2 separate regions of the Homo sapiens genome follow, and region 1 is linked to region 2. Evidence: chromatin contacts called from ENCODE Hi-C or POLR2A ChIA-PET data. All regions are on one chromosome and are shown on one strand. The core of a region is the stretch at or near the end of the contact, and the rest is flanking DNA. Distances in the headings are between cores, read along the strand shown.

What was found. Hi-C counts contacts between places; a loop is a spot of excess contacts on that map. ChIA-PET counts read pairs that join two places held with the same protein, here RNA polymerase II (POLR2A). Pooled maps may share reads with other maps.
Region 1: a map of mammary epithelial cell shows a loop between it and region 2 (3-fold over the local background). The contact joins two enhancer-like sites. A Hi-C loop is called at or near these places in 7 of 168 maps with a recorded cell type or tissue (CD14-positive monocyte, CD4-positive, alpha-beta T cell, CD8-positive, alpha-beta T cell and 3 more), 2 of 37 single-sample maps with no recorded cell type and 6 of 50 pooled maps. POLR2A ChIA-PET finds 5 or more read pairs at or near these places in 8 of 52 experiments (CD4-positive, alpha-beta T cell, CD4-positive, alpha-beta memory T cell, HEK293 and 5 more).

What each region holds. Positions count from the first base shown.
Region 1 is chr6:111,951,664-111,954,488 of GRCh38, forward strand. No RefSeq gene overlaps it. Among named protein-coding and RNA genes, the nearest start is that of LINC02527, 44 kb to the left of the region's middle. Within about 2 kb of position 1,253, at least 4 of the 41 ENCODE cell types and tissues checked have a DNase peak (open chromatin) inside an H3K27ac peak, as active enhancers do.
Region 2 is chr6:111,995,799-111,998,835 of GRCh38, forward strand. No RefSeq gene overlaps it. Among named protein-coding and RNA genes, the nearest start is that of CCN6, 57 kb to the right of the region's middle. Within about 2 kb of position 1,478, at least 5 of the 41 ENCODE cell types and tissues checked have a DNase peak (open chromatin) inside an H3K27ac peak, as active enhancers do.

The DNA of each region.
Region 1 (2,825 bases), core at 3-2,502, 44 kb before region 2:
CGCCTGCCTGATGTCAAGCTGCCAGCCAAGCCTCCTGCAATAATTAGGTGGACTTGGATAGAACCCAGCAAATTGATCCTACTTGCCTGTCTTTCTACACTTGGGTTTTGATTTTTTTTTTCTTTTCCTCCAGCCAGTTTCTTTGGAGCTTATTGTGTCCGTTTATAGTATTTCTTCACAATGGGAAAGAAGTAATAAATTGGCTGGATTCCTAGCTGAAAGTCAATCTTGGTATTCCATTGATAGGAAAACCTCTTATCTCCCCTCCTCTTTTCCCAAGAGAGTCTATATATTAGGCATTTTGCCATTTTCAGATCTTTCCCCAGGCTTTAAAGCAACTAGATAACCATCTTTTAAGATAAAGGATACATTCTTTGATGGCTAGACCAGAGAATAAAATATTTGGGATTTTTATTTTTTTGCTTCTGTTCATCTACTTAGAGTCTTTCAACATTTACCTCCTCTAACATCAGTTCTTTTAAAAAATAGAGACCCTAATTCCAATCATTTTCTTCACAGTTCCAGAGGAGATTAATGTTTATGGACTATATAGACTAATTTTTTCTTCCACCCCTCTACCAGCTCCACATACACATAAATATTTCCTGCTGTATCTGCTGTAGCCTGAACGTGCTCAGTCTGGCTTTAACCCTAGCATGTTTTGCTCCTTAAGGAAGAAAACAATTTCTTATTCACGGCCGACTTGGGTTGTCTCTTGCTCTCTGGTGCCTTTGATCTTTCAGCAGCCCTTCACTCTGCTGATCACAGCCTCCCCTTAATCATTTAAAAGGCTGAACGGGAGTTCTGACACCTGGTTCAACTCAGTGCTCTTAGATGCTTTCCCTGGGGATGCATCCCTCTGACCCACTGAGTCAAAGCTTTCATCAGCCCCAGGGGCTCTGCCAGGGAGCGGCTCTTCTTTCCTGCTCCAGCTCTGACACATTTGATTGAGAGCAACAACAGCAGGTATTTAGGGGGAGGTCTCTCAGGATCCCAGAAATGGTGATTATGAAATCGTTGTTTTTGGTATAGCATTTTAGAAAGATTTTTAGTTATAAGGGAAATTAGTTTTGAAGTTGTTTTACAGATGGGGCAAGTGAAATGTTGGGAGTGGCTTGTCTCTGCTCTTGCTGAGGGAGGGGGCTAAGGCAGAAGTGTGTGAGGTTCAACATCCACTACTACACAAGGGAAGGGCCCTACCTCTCCCTGGCATCCTCCTCTGCCTGAAAAATGAATCACTCAGGGTGTGCTACTCCTGTCCATGTGTAGGGGAGCCCGTGAGGGTGTGGCACCACATTCCCCATGTTCCCAGGGCAGTGGATAAATGATGGGGAAGAACAGTTTCACCCCCAGCTTCTGCATCATGCCTGGTCCATTGCAGGCACTGAAGACATATTTATTGAATTAATTTGATTTAGAGCCTGACTCTCTCGTTGACTGAGTCCAAGATTCCTCATCTGTGAAAAGAGGCTATTTCTTGCCCTAGCTGCTTCACAGGGTGGCTGTTGAGGATAAATGTGAAAGTGCCTGGATCATAAAACACATCACATGTTTAAGGCGGGTTTCTTGGGCATGGCTCTGTAAGGTCTCCATCCTTGTTGGCCAAATAGTGAACATCATATTTAAAGACAGTTTGTAAACTCTCCCTGAAACTGCTGAATCACACATGTGTAAGTTCACTTCCTCACTCTCTTTTTAGGTTGTCCTTTCATAACTGGTTTCTCTGCCAGAGGATGAGCTTGGATGAGAGTCCAAATCACATACTTCCCGAGAATGTGGGAAGGTCTGCTTTTGTCTTTCTGCATTGCCTTTCCAAATTTCCTGCCCCTTTCAACTTTTTTTTTTTCTGAACCTAGACATATGTTTGGATGGCTGTAACATTATTATTTTTTATTGAGTTAAATGTGTCATGTGCTCAGTCTGGCTTTAACCCTAGCATGTTTTGGAAATTTAGGAAATTTTCTTATGAAATTTATTTCATGAATTAATAGGTGTAATCTGATAAAAGGAGTGCCTGGCACACAGCAAGTGCTTTAAGGGAGTTAGCATCTAGTTAGCTTCAACTGACTATCGGTTGCTATCCTACTTAAATGTCTTCTTTTCAGAAAGGCCTTCTCTGATTACCCTATCTTCAAAGAGTATCCTTCATCCCTCTCTACTCTGCCCTGTTTTATTTTTTCTTAATAGCACATATCATTATGGTGTGTACTTTGTTACCTATTATCTGACTCCCTTATTAGGATCAAGCCTCTTGAGTGCAGGACTTTTGGATCTGTTTTGGCCACTTCTGTGTTCCTAATGCCCAGTACATAGTAGGTCCTCAATAAACATTTATTGCCTGGACACCGTGCAGAAGTTTCCTTCTCAATGGATCAGCATTGTTTCTGGAGCAAGCTTGTACTGACTTGAAAGAACAGATTGGGTGCCTTTCTTCCCGGTTCTGTGTTCAGTGATGTCATGTTGGTAGCCTCAAATCAGCCATGATGAGAGAATGTACTCCATGGAAATTGGCAAATACTATAAATCAATTCCCATTCCCTGCTTCCCTCCAGGCAGTTGTTAAAATAGTACCAGCACACCACCGTTTCTAAAGAATCAAATGGGCTACAGGTTGGTTATGCAGTTCAAAGGGCCGGTGTAGGGGTTAAAGATGGCCAAAAATTCTTTGTCACTCTCCCTGAATGAGAGAAGTCTATTTTGGAATTCTGGCTAGCCCTGGTACTGTTCAACACAATAGAAGTGACAATTCCAGGCCTGTCCTTTGAGAAGACTGGCAACTTTTATTTCTCTCTTCTTGGAACTCACACTTCTGTGAGAAAATCCAA
Region 2 (3,037 bases), core at 228-2,727:
CTGAGGTCGGCAATTCAAGACCAGCCTGGGCAACATGGTGAAACACCCCTCTATTAAAAATACAAAAGTTAGGCCAGGCACGGTGGTGGGTGCCTGTAATCCCAGCTACTTGGGAGGCTGAGGTTGTACCTCCCAGGTTGAATCTGGGAGGCAAAGTTTGCACCTGGGAGGCAAAGGTTGCAGTGAGCTGAGATCGCACCACTGCCCTCCACCCTGGGCAAGAGAGAGAGACTCCTTCTAAATAAATAAATAAATAAATATGTACAGTCAGATTCCTTCCCTCTAAACTACACCTATGCCATGTCCCTCCTGCTATAACACTGTTAGAGGTTCCTTTCCTCTCATCCTACTCAGTGACAGCACCTCCGCCTGGGACCCAAGTGTAGGCTGCCTCTCGTAATAAGTTCTCGGCTGCTTTCATGTAATAAGCCTCCTCACAGAAGCCACGGTCGTGGCTGCATCCTGGCCCCTGCTAGGCTGTTGCAGCCTCTGCTCTCTTCCCATGTCGGGGGTTGTCAAAGCCACACTCTTTACCAATAAACCTTTTTTAGTTGACACCAGTGCTCTGGACCCTATCTTTTGGGAATTTTTCTAAGCCTTGCCGTCAGTGCCACAATCTTAATGTTGAATGAGACACTGCTTTGCACCGGTGTCTGCGTGTATGATGTCACTGCATCACCACTGCAATTCTACTTTGGGTCTAGAGTCAAGGGCAGAAGTGGAAATGCAGCAAACAATAAATACTTCGTGACTTGCCTCAAAATGATAATACCGCCGACTTTTATTTCAGCTCTGGCTTCCAGCTCGCCTTTGGGATTGGTCTGTGCTGAAAGCAATTTCCAAAGTTAGGACCAAAGAAGGAGCAGATGAATATAATTAGGAGAGGAAGAATAGGAGTCAGCCAAGCAGAGATCTGGTTCATTAATAATGGCCTTCGATTAGAATACTGCTTTTTGGGTGGCGTCTTTAGGATTCTCAGCATCAAGAGAGGCTGTAATTGCTTACAATGTTATCGGCCCTGTTGTCTTGTCATTTTATTTCTTAGCTGTTTTATATTCTGGGCGTAGAACCAGCTGGGAAGGATACAAGCCCAGTGGTGTCAGTGATAGCGGCTAACTGCAGGTATGGTCCATATTTAAGCCTGGGCTTTTATTCAAGTCCTTCATATTGTACACTCCTCAAACTGCTTAATGGAAGTGGGGGAAGAAGTGATATGGTTGGGGGGTCAGACAGGGAGGGGAAGGGAAGTGTTGAAACGTCATAAATTATGCAGTACTTAAAAAAATTCAAATTAATTTGAAGCACCTTTAATTATCTGCTTTATCCTCGTTTTATACTTTTGTCTGTGAAATAAAAAGCAACGTCCTCGCAGGCCGATGCGCTGTACCTGAACCGGGTGTGGCCAAACTGATCTTCCTGCCACCAAAGCCTGCAGGCTGTTCCCACTGCAGTGAAGACGTGCGGCGGTGAGCCTGCCTCTCCTGCCTGCGTTGGGAGGTGAGGTTCGGATGTGATCAACAGCGACCTCTAGCGTGAGCCTGAGACTTTGCATTTGGTTAAGCGTACAGAAGGAAAATAGCAGACATGGGAATTCTGATCAAATTTCCAACGAACAAAGGCGAGGTAACAAAAAACATTTCTCATTGTTTCCCCTGGTAGAGAAGCCCAGGACTGACAGCTGAGGATTTCACTTCATTGGTACCACTTACTCCCATCAGTGCTGGAGATGCTATTCCAAACATTGCCTTATTTCTTTTCCCTCAAACGGATCATTGGGATTGGTTTTAAAAAGCCCTTTCACTTGCCTTTAGGATTTCAACCAGAGAGTTCCCATAGGAAAGCATCAACTCTTTTACTGCAGGGTGTGTGTGTGTGTGTGTGTGTGTGGTTGAAATAGCGGACAGGAGAGTAGGAGAGAAGAGCAATGTCTCCGGGCGCTGTGAGGAGGTCAGGGGTTCCCGCTCACCCTTCTTCACTGACAGCCGCTCCCTAGAGGTGGCCAGCTCTCCATTTCTACCTGAGGCTGTCGACTATTGAAGATTTCCTTCCCCTGACCTTGGTGCGTTCACAGAGCAGCAATCAGCTCCAGGGGGTTCTTGCCCTCGCCCCTGCTTTCTGCTTCCGTCTTCTGCCCCTCCCACTCTTCTGAAGCCAGGTTCTGAGTCTCCAGGGTGATGTGCAGGCCAAGTGTGTGCACAGGCTGATGGCGCTCATTCCCAGCGAAGAATGGGGCCAGAGGATGACTTCCAAACTCTGTCAGGAGCCAGGAGCAGATTCTTTAGAGAAAGGCTAACATCGCAGTTCATGGCCCATGACTTTGCTGTTGGGGATGGGAATTTGTGGGATGTGTTTTGCAAGGGGTTTGGGGGGTTAGGGAATGAGGGAATATATTTTCCTGTAACTTCAACCAATTGAAGGCAGATAGATTTGCAGTACATATTTGCTGTAATAACTGGGTTTGGCCTGCCGTTGCCTTTTAACCAAGCTTCAACATAGAAATGCTCCATGTTTTGCTGTTGTGTTTTAAGCTATGAGCACATAATGGTGCTTGGGGCTTTCTCAATTTCACCTGTGCTTCCTCCTCCCAGTAGTATTAGATCAAGGACCCAAGCATTTGCTTAAAGGGCCTTAACTCTCAGGGCCTAATCCACGTGCCCTATCAATACACAAACTTACAGAGACATTTTCAGAGTTATGAAAATGTACACATCAGAAGCAAGAAGTATATTACATGTGAATACCCTTTATACAATTTCTATTAGACTTGTCCTAGTTTCTTTTAGCAACAACCATTGTCCCCACAAAGATTCTCTTCTTGACCAAACTAGCAGACTCCCCTGAGCCCTCTTCTCTACTGGGGCTCGACCTTGATCTATAAACACTTGAACAAACACTAACAAAGTATCAAAAAACTCAAAGCTGCACCCCTCAGATGACCCTAGCCCCCATAAAGCACCTGCCTGAGAGAACTCAAGGCTACTAAAAGAATTTACTGTTTGTTCCTGCCAACACCTAAAGACAGGGTCCCAGTCACCCA